Linked DNA regions of Homo sapiens: region 1 is linked to region 2. A link is a contact called in ENCODE Hi-C data. All regions are on one chromosome and are shown on one strand. Each heading gives the region's core, a stretch centred on a gene start or an enhancer-like site at or near the end of the contact. The rest is flanking DNA. Distances are from core to core; before and after follow the strand shown. Region 1 holds the start of RSPH1-DT (RSPH1 divergent transcript). Region 2 holds the start of C2CD2 (C2 calcium dependent domain containing 2).

Region 1 (7,317 bases), core at 3,396-5,895, 540 kb before region 2:
TGTTGCAAAATAATATCTAACATTTAATTTGATAAACCTGTGTTGGTTGAGCACTTACTATGTGCCAAGCACTGAGCTATGTCCTTGAGTTGCTACCCAACGTGAAATTCGAGTCTATCCAATTTTCTGACATCTCGTCTCCACACTGGTGTCCACTAAACTGTTTTCCCTACTGGTTTTGATGCATCACTGAATAATCTCACTTCCTGGGTGAAAAATACTTTACATTTCTCTCTTGACAACTGTGTTTCAATAGCCTTCCATTGACCTACATACCTCAGGTATGGGCGTGTGTGTATCTGGCATTTTCCTCCTTGCTGGGTGCCAATTTTATGAGACATAATCCACAAACAGTTCAAATACCTACTTACGCTTAAGAATCTACCTGTCTATATATTTCCAGAAGCTTCAGTCTCTCCCCACCCTTATGTATATTAGTGCTAATGAATATGAGCATTAAAACTAATCTGTTCGTCACAGACTAACTTCTGATTGTCACAAACAACTGACAGAATCATCTTTGGCAGTTTGATTCTTTTCAAGAAAAAAACACGACTGAAAACGATTAAGATAAACTTGAGTTAAAATTCCCCCCCAAACATACTGATAGACAAAAGGTGCTTAACCTATTGTAAGATTAACAGCAGTACAATTAATAGTAATAGCTCCCATTTACTAAGTGCTTTACTTTGTGCTAGGCACTATGCTACTCTCATTATGAATATCTAATTTTGACCTCACAACAGCCCATTTTACAGATGAGTAGACTGACTTCAGAAAGAAGTATACGGAGCTAGGGCTCCAATCTCGGGTCTGTCTCTATCCACTAAATGGCAATGTGTGATACTACCAACACTATTTTAAAAAGTTTTCGATTCTACATGTAGATAGAACTTTTTCTATCTATATACTCTAATATGTTTGTTTATAAATATGCATATATATGAAATTGGTAAATTTACCAGAGTACAATTATTCTAATAAACAACCTCATAGTTCTATAGTTAAGATGGACCTGAACTCATTTTGTTGAAAGTCCCTGCTTTTTATCTGAACAGTGCCTACAAAAAAAAAATCTGTTTGCATTTTACTGAAGCCCCTCAGTTCTTAAGGCCTTTTCTCCACACTGTCCAGGAGAGCTCAGAAGAGACACACTTAGGGACTCAGTCGCCATGGCAACTGCCAAGCTGCAGGGCCTCCAGCTGGGAGGTGGGCCTGGAAGGTTGTGGAAAATACAGAAGGCAGCCCCAGGGTGGTTTCAACAGTTTCCCCGGCCTAGGCCATCCCACCAGGAAGCAGAAGGCACCCTGACCAGCGCCCCTGCAGAGATCAACCATGGCCAGCCTGGGACTGTTTTTCTTCTTTTTGAAGGGGTTAATGGGTAAAAGGAAATGGATCGCTCCATTTATACTTAAGAAGGACAAGAAGATCATTTCTTACGGAAGAAACGAAGTACAGAGGAACCGTGGCCACTGTTGCCCTCCACTCTCTCGAGGGCCTTCCCCTCGGCCCTCCCTCCTCCCTGCAGAGCCGCACTTGCGCGAACTTCCCACTTGGGGGTTATGGGAAGGGCCTCTGTGGATGATGGGAAAGCTCCGCAGGGGATAATGGGAATGCCTCGCGGGGGATGATGGGAGACCCCTGCCAGAGGAATATGGACAGCCCCTTTTGATTTTTAAGTAGTGAAAGAGGATTTCCTCTCATTTTCCAGTAAGGAAAAACCTCCTGATGATGTCCTCATCTTTCTGCCTCTCATCTCCCCACCACTCCCACGCCCCAGGAAAGGAGGAAGGTGGGCTGAACAAGCATTTTGAGGGCCTTCAGAATTGGAAAGCGCTGCTTCTGGCATCACCAGGCATTTCCAGGTCACTGTGGGGTTAGGAGTCAGGGATCCTGGGGCTCTGAGTGAGGCATCGACTTGGCTTGATGAAGTCCTCCTGGGGCTTCCTGGGTGCACAGAGAGGTGCCCAGAGCTCCGACTGCCTCTTGGCAGCTGTGGCTCTCAGCTGGATCTGGGCTGGGATGCAGCTTCTTTCTGGAAGGAGGAATTTAGAATCCAGTCCAGGTGCTGCTGCAGGAGATGCCGGGAGGCCCATCCTGTTGTTCACCCCTTCTTGCCTTTGGTGTCAATTATTTGGATAATTGCCAAACCCACAGTGTGGTGAAATTACTATAGATTGACTGAAAGATTTGGGAGGGAAGACCCTGGCTAATTCGTATGGGATAGAAATCAAATTGTAAACCTTAGGATTTAATAGCTATAGCTAGACGTCTAGCTGCTAATGATGTGATCCAGAACAGGGTTTGCTTAACCATGTGGTTTGCTTAAGCCACTCTCTGGTGTTTGCAATCCAAGGCATTTGAACTAGTGGTCCTCTGCTTGGTAGATGGTTTAGTCACTGCCAGAAAACTATAGTTATTTCTTTATATCACAGATCTGGGAGGCAGTATAGTGATGGGCAACAGTTGCTCTTGGGTCAGCTGGCTTGATTTGAATCCCACTAGCTGTATGATCTTGGGTAAGGATCTTAACTGCTGTCGACCAAAGTTAAGGCTGTTGAGGCGGAAATTGATAAAGGCTTATTGAAAGCCAAATTTGAAGATTGAATGGGGAAGACACACCAACAAAGTTGGGTGTGTTCCAAAGTCTGTTACAAGTTGCAGTGCTTTTATAAGAAAGTTGAGGAATGGGAAGGGGACTCCTCATATTGCAGTTGTCTTTTTTCATTGGAGGGACAATATAGAGGTTACAGTCATTGGCTACAGATGACAACATACAGGCTAAAATGTTTTCTGCATATGCACAAGACAATCAGTGAAACGTCATGATTCAGAAACAAATCAGTATCCTTTTCAGTGTCAGTAGTTTACGTATTAATTAGTACATCAACAGTCTGAGGAACTCATGATACGATTTGAGAGATTCACAGTAAGATTGTTTGCTCAAGTACAGGATGTAAAACACGAGTCATAAGACCTTCTCCAGGTAGTTAAAATATAGTTTATTCTTTTAAGTGTAGGGATGCATGACTTAACTCATGCCTGGCATGGCCTTAGGTCCTGTTTGTAAGTTGGTATCTTACTGCCACAGCGTCCATTCTGTCAGTCTTATGATCTCTATTTTAACATTAATGCTTGTTAGTTGTTGTGTCTAAACTGCACAAGGGTATTAGTGAGGCATGTTCGACCTCCCTTCCCATCATGGCTGAGAACGCAGTTTTTAAGGTTTCTGGGGCCCTCTTGGCCAAGAGGGGTCCATTCAGTTGGCTGTGGTGGGGCTTAGGAGGTTATTTTTAGTTTATAACCCCCTATAACTCCCTTTCCTTAGATGTTCAATGGAGGAATGATAGTGAGGATTTAATAAGATAACTCATAAAATTCTTAAAACAGTGCCCACACACAGTGTCAGAACTTAGTAAACACTGGTTACTGTCATTGTTAGGACAAATTTGAAAGCTAAATTTCTGACATTTTAAATGTAAAAAACGAGTATTTATTTGCATATACTTATGTTACCATTCTAGATTTCTAACATTTAAAATGCTTCTGGCATTTTATTATAAAAATAGGACATGCTTAATTGTAGTAACTGGGTAACTGCCAATATGTAGAGAAGAAAATAATAATCATCTGTTATCCCTAACTCCCCACTTTTCCCCATAAGAAAAGCTGTTAAATTTTGGTGTTTACAACATTTTTATCTTTGCATCTAAAAAACGACATAATTTTGGAATCTCGTGTGTTGTTGTAACTTGTGTATTTATTCAGTAAGTAATATATTTGGGCCTGATGATGGGTTATGGTTGTAACCTTTCATATTAGCATTGGGAAGAATCTCTAGGGGATGTGTGCTCTGGAAGATCAGCAGCTTATTCACCGCGTGGATTTGGCTTCTGGGATTCTCCCATCAAGACCAAATCCTATAGTTATTCAGTCACTCCTCCCCAGCTCCTGCAGCAACAACAAATAACACAGCTTTGCAGTCTGGGATGATGGCAGAGGAAATGGGAGATGTGAGGGGCCTTCGGCAGGCGGAGTGCGTCAGGTAAAGCAGATTTCCAAGCCTGCACGTGTACATGCGTGTGCGTCTGTGATTGTGTGGGTGTGTGACAGTGTAGGGGAGCCAGGAGCGAGAGGAGAGGACGGCGATCGTAGGGGACACCTGAGAGTCAGAGGCCCGAGGGGGCTGGGACTCATGTCGAGGTCGGGGAAGGATGTAAAACCCGGACGGACATCACTGTAGGCCGCACCTGCTGAGAGGCCAGAGCTGCCTCCTTGAGAGTGAAGTTGTTTACAGACAAGAGAAGAGATCTTGGCGGACACATCACAGCTAGCCGCGAATCCCGAAGGGTCAGCAGAGCCTAGAAAGGTAAGTGGGGGTGGGCAGCATCCCCGGAGGGGCCTGCGAGGCCTGGGGGCGGAAGGGAGCGGGCAGTGCCCGCACTGGGCAGGGGTGAAACCCTCTCGAGAGTTGGCCCGGACGCGTTTCCCGCGTCCTTCCTCTTGAGGGCCCAGTACCCAGGTGGCTCCTCGTTGTGGCGTCACAGAACAGCCGACAAAAGTGATGGATTTCAGGGGCCAGCGACGGCGAGGTCCAGGTCAGAGAGCCGGTGGGCAGCCAGGCACAGAACCCGCTCAGGCCCTGCCCAGTCCCCGCCCCCTCGCTTCCCGAGCAGTGATTGGCCGAAGCGGCCCCTCGTTGCTATGACGGCACCAGAGTGCTGCCACTGGCTCCACCTCGTCCCTTCCGCCCCGCCCCTCCGTATTCCCGGGCGGTGATTGGTCGAGGTGCCCTTCCCGTTGCTATGACAGTACGCAAAGGCTGCCAGTGGCTCCTCCCGCTTCGTCCGCGTCGCCTGTCCCCGCTCCCCATCTTCCGGGCTGGGAGGGAGGCGGGACCGGCCGCGTCTCCATGGCGACGCGGGACGCGGCGGTGGAGGCGGTTGCTACCCACCTGCTAGAGGCGCTGCGGCTGTGATCCAGGCTGGGGCGAGACCATGTCGGACCTGGGCTCGGAGGAGTTGGAGGAGGAGGGAGAGAATGATATTGGGGTGAGAGCTCCTGGTGAGAAAGGGCTTCCCAGGGTGCGCAGCGGCGGGGGAACCTCGAGGTTGGGTTTGGAGAGTGAGGAGGCGCAGAAACCAGAGGTCTGAGCCACAGCTCCCCAGGATCCCCGGCAGGGACGAAGGCCACGCCAGACACACCTGCGTGCGTCCTGGAAGTTGATGGTGAAAAGTGAAACGCTGTGACGTCTGGTTACCACATGCCGCCTCGTTCTTCCCCCACCCCCATCCTGCCTCCCATTAAAGGCAAAGATTTCCCAGCGGAAGGCTTTGGAAGTTTCCTCCTCCCTGTGTTAATTCCCATCGAGGCAGTTTTCTCGGATGAGCAGATCATCCCACGCTGCCATACTGCCCTTGAATAAGTCATTTCTGTAGCTGAGATTTGCTCCCCCGGCATTTAGATGCATGGAGGATAGTTGCTTCCTGGCAGCCTCCAAGAAATGCTGAGGAGGCCCTGGGCTCAGGAGAGGGTTCCTGAAGATATTACCTTATAGGCGTATCCTCACATGTGCTTTCTTCAGTCCCCATCTGAACTGACCCAGGTCTTTGGAGTTATTTCCTGAGTTAGGCAGCAGAGAGGAGAAAGAGGGCACATCCAGCCTGTGAGCTGGGTTCTGTGTGGGAATATTTCTATCACCCAGAGAGTAGTTCCTCCCTACTCCAGAGAGTGACCTCTCCATGGCTGACAGATAGGGAACCTCAGCCACTATGGTCTGCATGCACAGTACAGAGTTGAGGTACTTTCAGAATTAACTGAAAAATCTAGCGACTCTGCAGTGGTGCTGTCAGTGCCTGCCCAGACCTTTTTGCTAGCTCTGGGCACTCATCTCCCAGCTTCCGCCTGATTTGCTACTCAAGCTATCACCTCTGTGCGCTGGAACTACCTGCCCAGTATGGAGAGCCAGAAGTGCCTGAAATTCACATCCGGCCAGACAGCCAGTAGCTAGTGCAAGAAGCAGGACAAAGTCTGCAGTGCGATTGATGCCCCCAGAGTCCCTGTTGGATTAGGCCAAGTCTGGGACTTCACCTGCAAAGGCATCCTTCCTTAGCTGCCTGCCCTTTCATGTCTACTTCCCTGCCCTCTTTACTACTTTCTCCCAGGAGAGCACTTAAAAAAATCAGGCCAGGCGCGGTGGCTCACACCTGTAATCCCAGCACTTTGGGAGGCCGAGGTGGGCAGATTGCCTGAGCTCAGGAGTTTGAGACCAGCCTGGGCAACACGGTGAAACCCTGTCTCTACTAAAATACAAAAAATTAGCCGGGCATGGTGGCGGGCACCTGTAATCCCAGCTACTCGGGAGGCTGAGGCAGGAGAATGGCTTGAACCCGGGAGGCAGAGGTTGCAGTGAGCCGAGATCACGCCACTGCACTCCAGCCTGGGCAACAGAGCGACTCTGTCTCAAAAAAAAAAAAAAATCACTTGTTCAGGGTCTGTTTCTAGGTGAACCCAACCTGCAACACTTGACCAGCAAGATTTCTAGTTTGTCTCCTCAAATGGCCCCACTGATTTGTAACTTTTTAGTGCCTATAATTTTTAGGTTCAGATCACATTTGGGGTCATTTTAAAGGATTTCTGTCTTATTCAGCCACCCCAGCGGCTCAGTGTTGGGTGTATTGGGAAGCCTCTTGGATAGAAGGAGGGGACTTTTGTACATTTTGATGTAAACTAACCCTGAAACAAATCTGTGAGGTCGCAGATTTTTACCTTATATTCTAGGCAGGAATTAGTGGTCCAAACAGTGCTAGAAAAGGGCAAGAATTGCACAGACGTTTATTTCTGAAGTCCTCAATGTAGTGTGTCAGTACTTGTGTTATAATAAGTCTATATACATCCAATTCAATTTCTTAATTTTAATTTTTAATAAATTTTATTATGTATATTTAAGAAATACAGTGTGATGTTATGAGATACCCATGTTAAATCATTACTGGATGCTTTCAGCATTTTATTATTTACTATATTCACTCTATACCCATGTATTAGGTGCTAAGGAACATTTATTTTCTGAAGGATAGGAAAATTGCAAGCTTTGATCACATTTTTTATTTATTTACTTTTAAGATAGACACATAATTGAGCAGGCATGGTGGCTCATACCTGTAATTCCAGCACTTTGGGAGGCCAAGGATCGCTTGAGTCCAGGACTTTGAGACCAGCCAGGGCAATATAGTGAGACCTTGTCTCTACAAAAAAATTTTGAAATTAGCTGGGAATGGTGGCGCATGCCTATAGTCTCAGCTACTCAGGAGTCTG
Region 2 (7,825 bases), core at 3,285-5,784:
GACTGTTCACGCGGCATCTGAGGCTCACCTGGGGAGTTAGTGCAGTTACTCAGCATTGCTGCTTTCCTCCTGGGGAAGGCATCATGAACAGCATCTCCATAAGTCATGCAAATGATTACTAGAAGAACTCACGGCCCCTCTTCGGGGGGAAAGCCCTGTCTGGCGCCGGGCCAGGCTCTGGCCACGGGTGACCTTTGGTTGGGTCCGCCGGCTCCGGTATTGACCCTGTGAGCAGTACAGGAAATAGACTCGAAGCACATTCCAGCCTCCAGGTGGTGGAAATGACTAAGCCAGTGAGATGGAGCCAAGGAGATTGGGTCAAATGTCTCCACAGCCTCTCTGGTCTCCAGAAATCTCGCTTCCCACAGCAGCTGCCGAGGGCACTGAGCCAAGTGCTAAAAGCATTTTGCTAAGAGGGAATTCTCGAAACGTCTGCCCCCAAGTGCTGCTGGGGGGAAGCTGTGTATTTCCACTTGCTAGAGGTCCCTGGTAGGGCCTGTGAAGTGACCATCACAGCTCCCCGGGGCCCCCAAGGTGCTGGTCTCACAATATTGGGGCACAACTTGATAATTCAAGCAATACTAATAATGTGAACTGCTTCAGGGTGAAGGGGAAACTTTTCACTCAGAGACAAACTATAAACATTTTGGACGCTCTTCTTTTCCCTGCTTCTAGAAATTTAAGAATGACATTGAAAACTTAACAAAAGTCCCACATTTTTCTAAAAGAATTTTTTAAAACCCAAAAGTATAACAAAGTATAACTGTTTATAGACGTGCGATACATGACATACATGACACTAGACATATCTATTAATTTCTAAAAATGTCACAGCATCCCAGAACCTCCTGGGCTTGGGAGAGGAAGACGTTCAAAGACTTACAGCTTTGAGGCAGGGATGAGGCACTGCACCCAAGACTGGGTGACTCAGCAGAGATCATCCAACAGACAATTCTCATCTCCACCACCAGCATTTAGAAATGTTTTAAAGTGAAAAATAGAACAGTGGCTCTTGACTGTGGCCTCAAACCCAGCTACTGTAAAGCATTATGAAGAATTTAGACACTTGGCTTCCTCCTTCCCGCCTGGAGGCCTGCCATGCTAGCGAAGGCAGCCCTGGTTCAAGGTTTCTGGTGGACCCAGCAGATGGATGGGAAGCGGGCTTAGCTTGACCTAAACAGCTGGGAGCTGGGAGCTCAAGGTGAGCATGCAGGAGGGGCCACAGCCACAGTGCTTTCCCTTTATGAGCAGCTAAAAATAGCAAACAACCACTGCAGAGTGACAGAGACCCATTTGAAGGTTTTGGTGGAGACAGAAGCCCTCCCCGGGCAGAGCTGCAGTCTCACTCCTTGGGTGGAAGGGAGATGTGGTGGAGAGAGAGGTGCCGGGAGCAGGAAATGTCACTGGGGGTGAGGCAGAATCCTGTGCTCTGGGAGAACCCAGCCCTCCAGTGTCTTCTGCAGTGGGAGAAGGGGACTGGGAGTTGGTGGATGTGTAGGGCTGGGAGCTTGTGTAAAGGGAGCCTGCTCTTTTTCATAGATTTATAAGATGTTTCTGTTCCGATTTCGTGTTTTGGCCAACTGCATTGTCCTGCAAGCCTGCATCATTCCTTATTTTCCCTCGATTTGCTTCTACACGTAAGTAATCCAATATCTACATGTTGACATTATCTTTGAAAACACTTAACGGGGCTAGGCACAGTGGCTCACACCTGTAATCCCAGCACTTTGGGAGGCTGAGGTGGGCAGATCACCTGAGGTCAGGAGTTCAAGACCAGCCTAGCCAACATGGTGAAACCCCGTCTCCACTAAAAATACAAAAATTAGCTGGCGTGGTGGCAGGCGCCTGTAGTCCCAGTTACTCGGGAGGCTGAGGCAGGAGAATTGCTTGAACCTGGAAGGCGGAGGTTGCAGTGAGCCGAGATTGTGCCACTGCACTCCAGTCTAGGTGACAAAGTGAGACTCTGCCTCAAAATACAGAAAGAAATTAAAGAAAGAAAGAAAAGAAAATTTGTCACATGGAAGTGTGACAAATCCCAAACTAGGGGTGCTGGTTAGTTTACAGTTTGTTACAAGCCTCTAAATAAGTAAGTGGGATGGGCCAGCACACCTGAGACCTGAAGGAATGAGACGGGTTCCACCGGTCACACAGGACAGGCTCTCGTCACTGCCCACACAGCCGCAGGCGGCCTGTGTGCACACATGGCACGGGGAACACTGGGCCCTCGGATTCCTCACCCCGGTTATTCTGGCAAGGGGACCAGCAGGACTCGAATTATCTGACTGCATAGGTCTAGCTACAGGTCAGAACATAATTAGACTTTTCTGCCAAATAAGAAGGGATTTCTTTTGTTTCTGCCTAAAATAACACAGAATAGAAGAAAAGAAGAGCAGTTCCCCCCACCCTTAAGAGGCTGCGGCAGACTGGAGCGCTCGTGTGTAACACATGGGTCACTTGCAGGATGCTGATGGTCTCATTCTTAATTTTTTTTTTTTTTTTTGAGACGGAGTCTCGCTCTGTCGCCCAGGCTGGAGTGCAGTGGCGCGATCTCGGCTCACTGCAAGCTCCGCCTCCCGGGTTCACTCCATTTTCCTGCCTCAGCCTCCCGAGTAGCTGGGACTATAGGCGACCGCCATCACGCCCGGCTGAGTTTTGTGTGTGTGTGTGTTTTTAATAGAGACGGGGTTTCACCATGTTAGCCAGGATGGATAGTCTCATTCTTATTTCCACTTTCTGATAACAGACCTGGCTCGCAAGGGTCCATCCCCAGCTCACCTGGGCAATCCCCGTCTAATTTCACCTCCCTGACAGCGTCCTATCCTGTTCCCCACAAAGGCTCTCCGTCCAGCTGCTGTGCCATTCCTTCCTCTTTCCTGAAGAAAATCCGGGCCCACGGATTCAGGGCCAGAATCCCCTCTGATGGACCATCCACTGGCCCCGCAGCAGACTCCTGGCTAGGGAAGAGAAGGCCAAATGCTCAGTCTATCTAATTCCTTTCAAGGTCAAGTCCCCTTAATACAGCTGCAGAAAATAACAGGGGAATCACTTTTTTATGGTTTAGGCCTGTTTTAGGCCCCGGAGAATCTCAGGCTAGTATGTTTCTATGGCACTCCCTAAGGACCGCGTCCACTCTGCAAGAGGAGGGCACAGGGGCATGTCCCACACACCACACCACACACACACACACCATACCACATGCACCACACTGACACACCACCCACACACCACGCCACATGCACCGCACTCACACATTACACATACACACACTCCACATCCATGTACCACACATACACACACCACCGTGTTCACCACACACACAAACCACACCACATGCAACGCACTTACACAATACATATACACACAGCACCACACCACACCCATGTGCCACACACACACGCTCACATCACCCTGTGCACCACACACACACGCACCACACTGACACACCACATACATACACCACACCACATCACACATACACACCACACACACCACATGCACCACACACACACACCACATGCTGTGCACTTACACATCACACGTACACACACCCATGCACCACACCGACACCACACACGCACCACACCACATGCACCACGCTTACACATCACACACACACACCACACACACACACCACACACACTGCACTTATACATCACACATACACACCCATGCACCACCATACACACTCGCACCATCCTGTGCACCACACACCACACACATACACCACATGCTGTGCACTTACACATCACACGTACACACACCCATGCACCACACCGACACACCACACACGCACCACACCACATGCACCACGCTTACACATCACACACACCACATGCACCACACTGGCACGCAACACACATACCACACCACATGCACCACGCTTACACACACACCACACCCATGCACCACACATACACACTCACACCATCCTGTGCACCACACACCACACCCACAACACATCACACCACATGCGCCACACACATCACACCACATGCACCCCCGCCCCACCCGCACACTGAATGAATGACACAGCCACACAGAAGGCAGGGCCTGGGCCTGGTGCTGAGCCCCTCCTTGCCTCTGAGAAGCACGCCCCCTAAGGCAGGCCCAGCCCCTGGCTCCAGGGGCAGCCACGGATTTCCAGGGACTTTCCGAGGACTGAGCCTGGATCCTGTCTCGCTGGCGAGCAAATGGCAGTCCTCGAAATCACCCTGACTGCGCGCTGTGCACACGCACACTCACACATGTGCACACACACGCACTTGTGCAAGCGCGCACACGAGCCAAGCCAAGCAGCCGCACAGCAGCCGCCGGGGTTGGGCTGATGAATCCGGAGGCCCGGGTCACCTCGCGGCCCGCGGGCAGGCGCCGGAGGGGCGGGCGACGCGCGCACGTGGCGGGGCCGGGAAGGCCGGGCCTTTAGGGGGGCGGGGGCACGCCGCGTTGGGAGCAGGGGGGAGGACTGCGGCCCCCGCAGGCCCGGCCGCGCCCCCTCCCTCGGGCACCGCCCCCGCCCCGCCCCGCCCCGCGGCCAGAGCCTCCTCCGGCCACCGCTGGGCCGCGGGCGGGACGCCCGGGGCGGCGCGCGCAGGAGGAAGCGCGGCCCGCAGCGGCCCAGGAACTTCCCAGACGCCGAGTCGGGAGCGCGGGCCGCGGGGTCCGCTCGCGCCCCTGTTCCGCAGGTGTGCGGGGCTTGCGCCCAGCCCGGGCCGCGGCCGCCGCGCGTTTCCTCCCCGCTTGCCCGCCCAGAGGCCCCCGGCCACGCTCCTCGCCGGGCTCCGACCCCGCCGCGCCCCCTCCACGCCCCCAGCGCGCTGTGGCCGCAGCCAGCGCGTGTCCTGAGTCCGCCGTTCCGGCCCGGGGCTGCCGGGGAAGTTGGGGCGAGGCGGGCCGGGGATGCGCCATGGCCATGGCCCGGCTGGGCTCGTGGCTCGGGGAGGCGCAGTGGCTCGCGCTGGTGTCGCTCTTCGTCGCGGCCCTGGCCACGGTAGGCCTGTACCTGGCGCAGTGGGCGCTGGCCAGGGCGCGACCCCAGCCCCAGCGGCGGGCGGTGGAGCCTGGAGAGGGGCCGCGCCCGGGGTCCGACGCGCTGCTCTCCTGGATCCTGACGCTGGGCAGCTGGAGGAGCCAGTGGCAGGCGGCCTGGGTGACCGCCCTGAACGAGGAGGCCGAGAGGAAAGGGGTGAGTTTCCGGGACTGCGGGCCGGGGGGCGGCAGATGCCGGGGCGGGCGGTCCGGGCCGAGGTCTTTCCTGGAGGCGTCGCTGCAGCCCCTGACCCAGGCTAAGGGAGTCCTCCCCCCAGCGCAGACCATCCTCGAGAGTTAGGAGAGAGACGGGGGAGCGAGGCCCCTTGACGGAGAGACAAGACAAAGTGATTGATTTTATTCTCCAAACGGCAGGTGCTCCAGGCCCTGGGCTCCGCGAGGGACAGGCTGGCAGTTGGAGGGACCGTCAGAAGTGCTCATCCGCGCCAGCCAGTACCTGCCTTGCCTGGAGTCCCGGGGCGAATTCCCGTGCCCGATCGGACACTTACTGAGCTTGCACATGATACATGAATAGCTGTGACCCCAATGTGCTTCCGCCTCTCATAGAGCTGAATTTCACCAAGAATTTATCTCCAAAGACTTGCATTTCTTGGCATATAAAAATAGTGACCGTTTGCTGAGGGCCAGCCGCTGGGCAGACATCCTACCGAGGCTTTCGGTGCGTCTGCCATCTCTGAATCCTCACAACTCCCGGGACAGGGGTGTTATCACTGTTTTACAGATGAGGAAACCAAGGCCCGGAGAGGGCAAGCAGCCTGCCCAGTGCCACACAGCTCGTGGGCGGCAGAGCTGGCATGTGAATCCAGCTGCCCTGGCCTGCAAGCTAAGGGCCTCGTGTCTTACCTCTGCTGCCTCACAGTCCTGTGGGTGTTTCTGTAGTCGCTGATTACTCGTTGACTTATTTTTGCTTTTAAGACATCTTAGTATAACGACAAGCTCCTGGCATGTACTATTCTTAGGCATTTCACAGGAGAAGTTGGAGCCTGGGTGGGTTTGGGGAGGCACCCCTAGTCTTGGCCGCTGCTCCGCCCTTCCAGGCCACAGTTTCCTGCACATGCCTGTGCAGCTCAGTGGTCATTCGCTGTGGAAATAGCAGAATTGCTCATTTTCAATGTCCGGCCCCATCAACCTTCAAAATATTCCATGGCGGGCCCTGTGCCTGGTCCTTGTGCATGGCCTTGGAAGACATGGCCATGGAATTAAAAAACAAAAAAGCTTTGACTATCAGTTAGCAGCCATCCAACAAATCAAGAGACCTTGTTTTGAACTCTTGAAAAAGAACATAAATGACTGTACTTTTTGGAGGAAAAAGGCTTCAGGGTCAGTTGACTGACTTTTGTCCTGGTGCCCAGAATCTGTGCCTCAGCTGTCCAGAGCTGGAGAGTGTCTCAGGGAAACCAGCTGTCTCTTGTGGGAGCCCTCCACCCCTGTTGGCCTCACATCCAGGAGCAAATGCAGGTATTTCCCCAGGAAGCTGCCATCACTGACCCCTGACTGACCTGGAATCAAGGCTTCTGAGGCTGAGTCCCCTCCAGGCTGGTGGCTTGATTGGGCACCAGTCTCATCTGTGTCCTTTGTAGGAGGCAGGCAAGTGTTGGGTGAATGACCTTTAAGTTCAGCTTCTAACTCTGGAGTTTCAGGCTTAGAGGCAGTGACCCTACCTCCTGTATATTTGGGATGGTTCGTTTCCTGACATCTATGGATTGGCTTCAGAAAATATGATCCTCTTGGATATGATCCTTCCATATTCCCATCTGACTGAAGTGTTGAGAGGCAGAGAAGAGGATGTCCCTGGCATCTGTCTTAGGCTGGTCAAGTCAATCTGAGAACACTGAAAGAAATATTTGAAAGTTTTGGATGAAAACTTTTTACTTGAGTCTTTGTGTGGGAGCAGGGAGGGGTTGCGTTCAGGGAGAGGAGAGAGGGTCTCACCTTGTTTGCGCCTTCTCTGTTCTCTCTCTGCTGTTGGCCACACACTGCAGTCTCAGACACCTGTCTCTCCTGACCTCCTGCCTGGAAGAGGCAACAGTGTCCCGGATTCATGCTCAAAGCAACCCAGGGCCATCTCTGGCATTTTTGCATGGACATAGTCCATTAGTTCTGTGATGTCAGTTTTTGGTATTGCTTACTTTCCTGGGGACGGGGGTGGGGGAACACAGCCCTGATGCCTGGGAATGTCATTTGATTTGCATTCAAATGGAAGGTTTTGCAGGCAGATAGGATCTGGGTGACTGGGCTCCCTGTGAGTGACGGTCACACACCCTCCCGGCATCCTGAGCCGTCGCTGCCGTGTCAGTGATGGCATTGTGGGTGAGCAGGTAGTGGTGTTTGCATTCCTGGCCGCCCCGAGTCCAGCGATTGTCACACACATCCCAGCATCCTGGGCCATCGCTGTTGTGACAGTGATGGCGGTGTGGGAGAGCAGGGGCTGCTGTGTCCATTCGTGGCTGCCCTCCCCCACCTCCATTCCCACTAATCCCGGATTAGGGCTGACACTCCAAGCCCGCTCTCGCCTGGACAGCTACAGCTTAGTGCTCCCCCTCCTGCCTCTGCCTTGTCCTGATATCACTCTGTCCTACCCAGGGAGGAGACCAGTTCTTGGCCTGTCGCTTAGGGATTGAGAAGACACTGGTAATAACTTAATCATGTCCAGCATTCTGTCTGAAAAGTGGAATTTTCTGTCCAATTGAGACAATAACTCCTCCCATTCCAAGTTTTACCCCACCTTTGTATTTTAAGATGGAAAGAAACCCTAAACTCTTCTAGCCAAGCCCCTTCT

What was found. Hi-C counts contacts between places; a loop is a spot of excess contacts on that map. Pooled maps may share reads with other maps.
Region 1: a pooled map shows a loop between it and region 2 (4-fold over the local background). The contact joins the promoter of RSPH1-DT here to the promoter of C2CD2 in region 2. A Hi-C loop is called at or near these places in 5 of 50 pooled maps.

What each region holds. Positions count from the first base shown.
Region 1 is chr21:42,493,867-42,501,183 of GRCh38, reverse strand. RSPH1-DT (RSPH1 divergent transcript) reads right to left here and starts at 4,645. Exons shown (of 3, transcript NR_135518.1): 1 at 4,519-4,645; 2 at 4,251-4,361; 3 at 3,741-3,951. It overlaps RSPH1 (radial spoke head component 1), which reads left to right and starts at 4,960. Exons shown (of 9, transcript NM_080860.4): 1 at 4,960-5,051. The coding sequence starts at 4,998. It also overlaps a transcript of SLC37A1 not described here. RefSeq lists an enhancer at 1,378-1,878 and silencers at 4,614-4,853, 4,884-5,003.
Region 2 is chr21:41,950,727-41,958,551 of GRCh38, reverse strand. It overlaps C2CD2 (C2 calcium dependent domain containing 2), which reads left to right and starts at 4,534. Exons shown (of 14, transcript NM_015500.2): 1 at 4,534-5,182. The coding sequence starts at 4,904. RefSeq lists enhancers at 2,353-2,432, 4,788-5,562, 7,441-7,825 and a silencer at 4,242-4,911.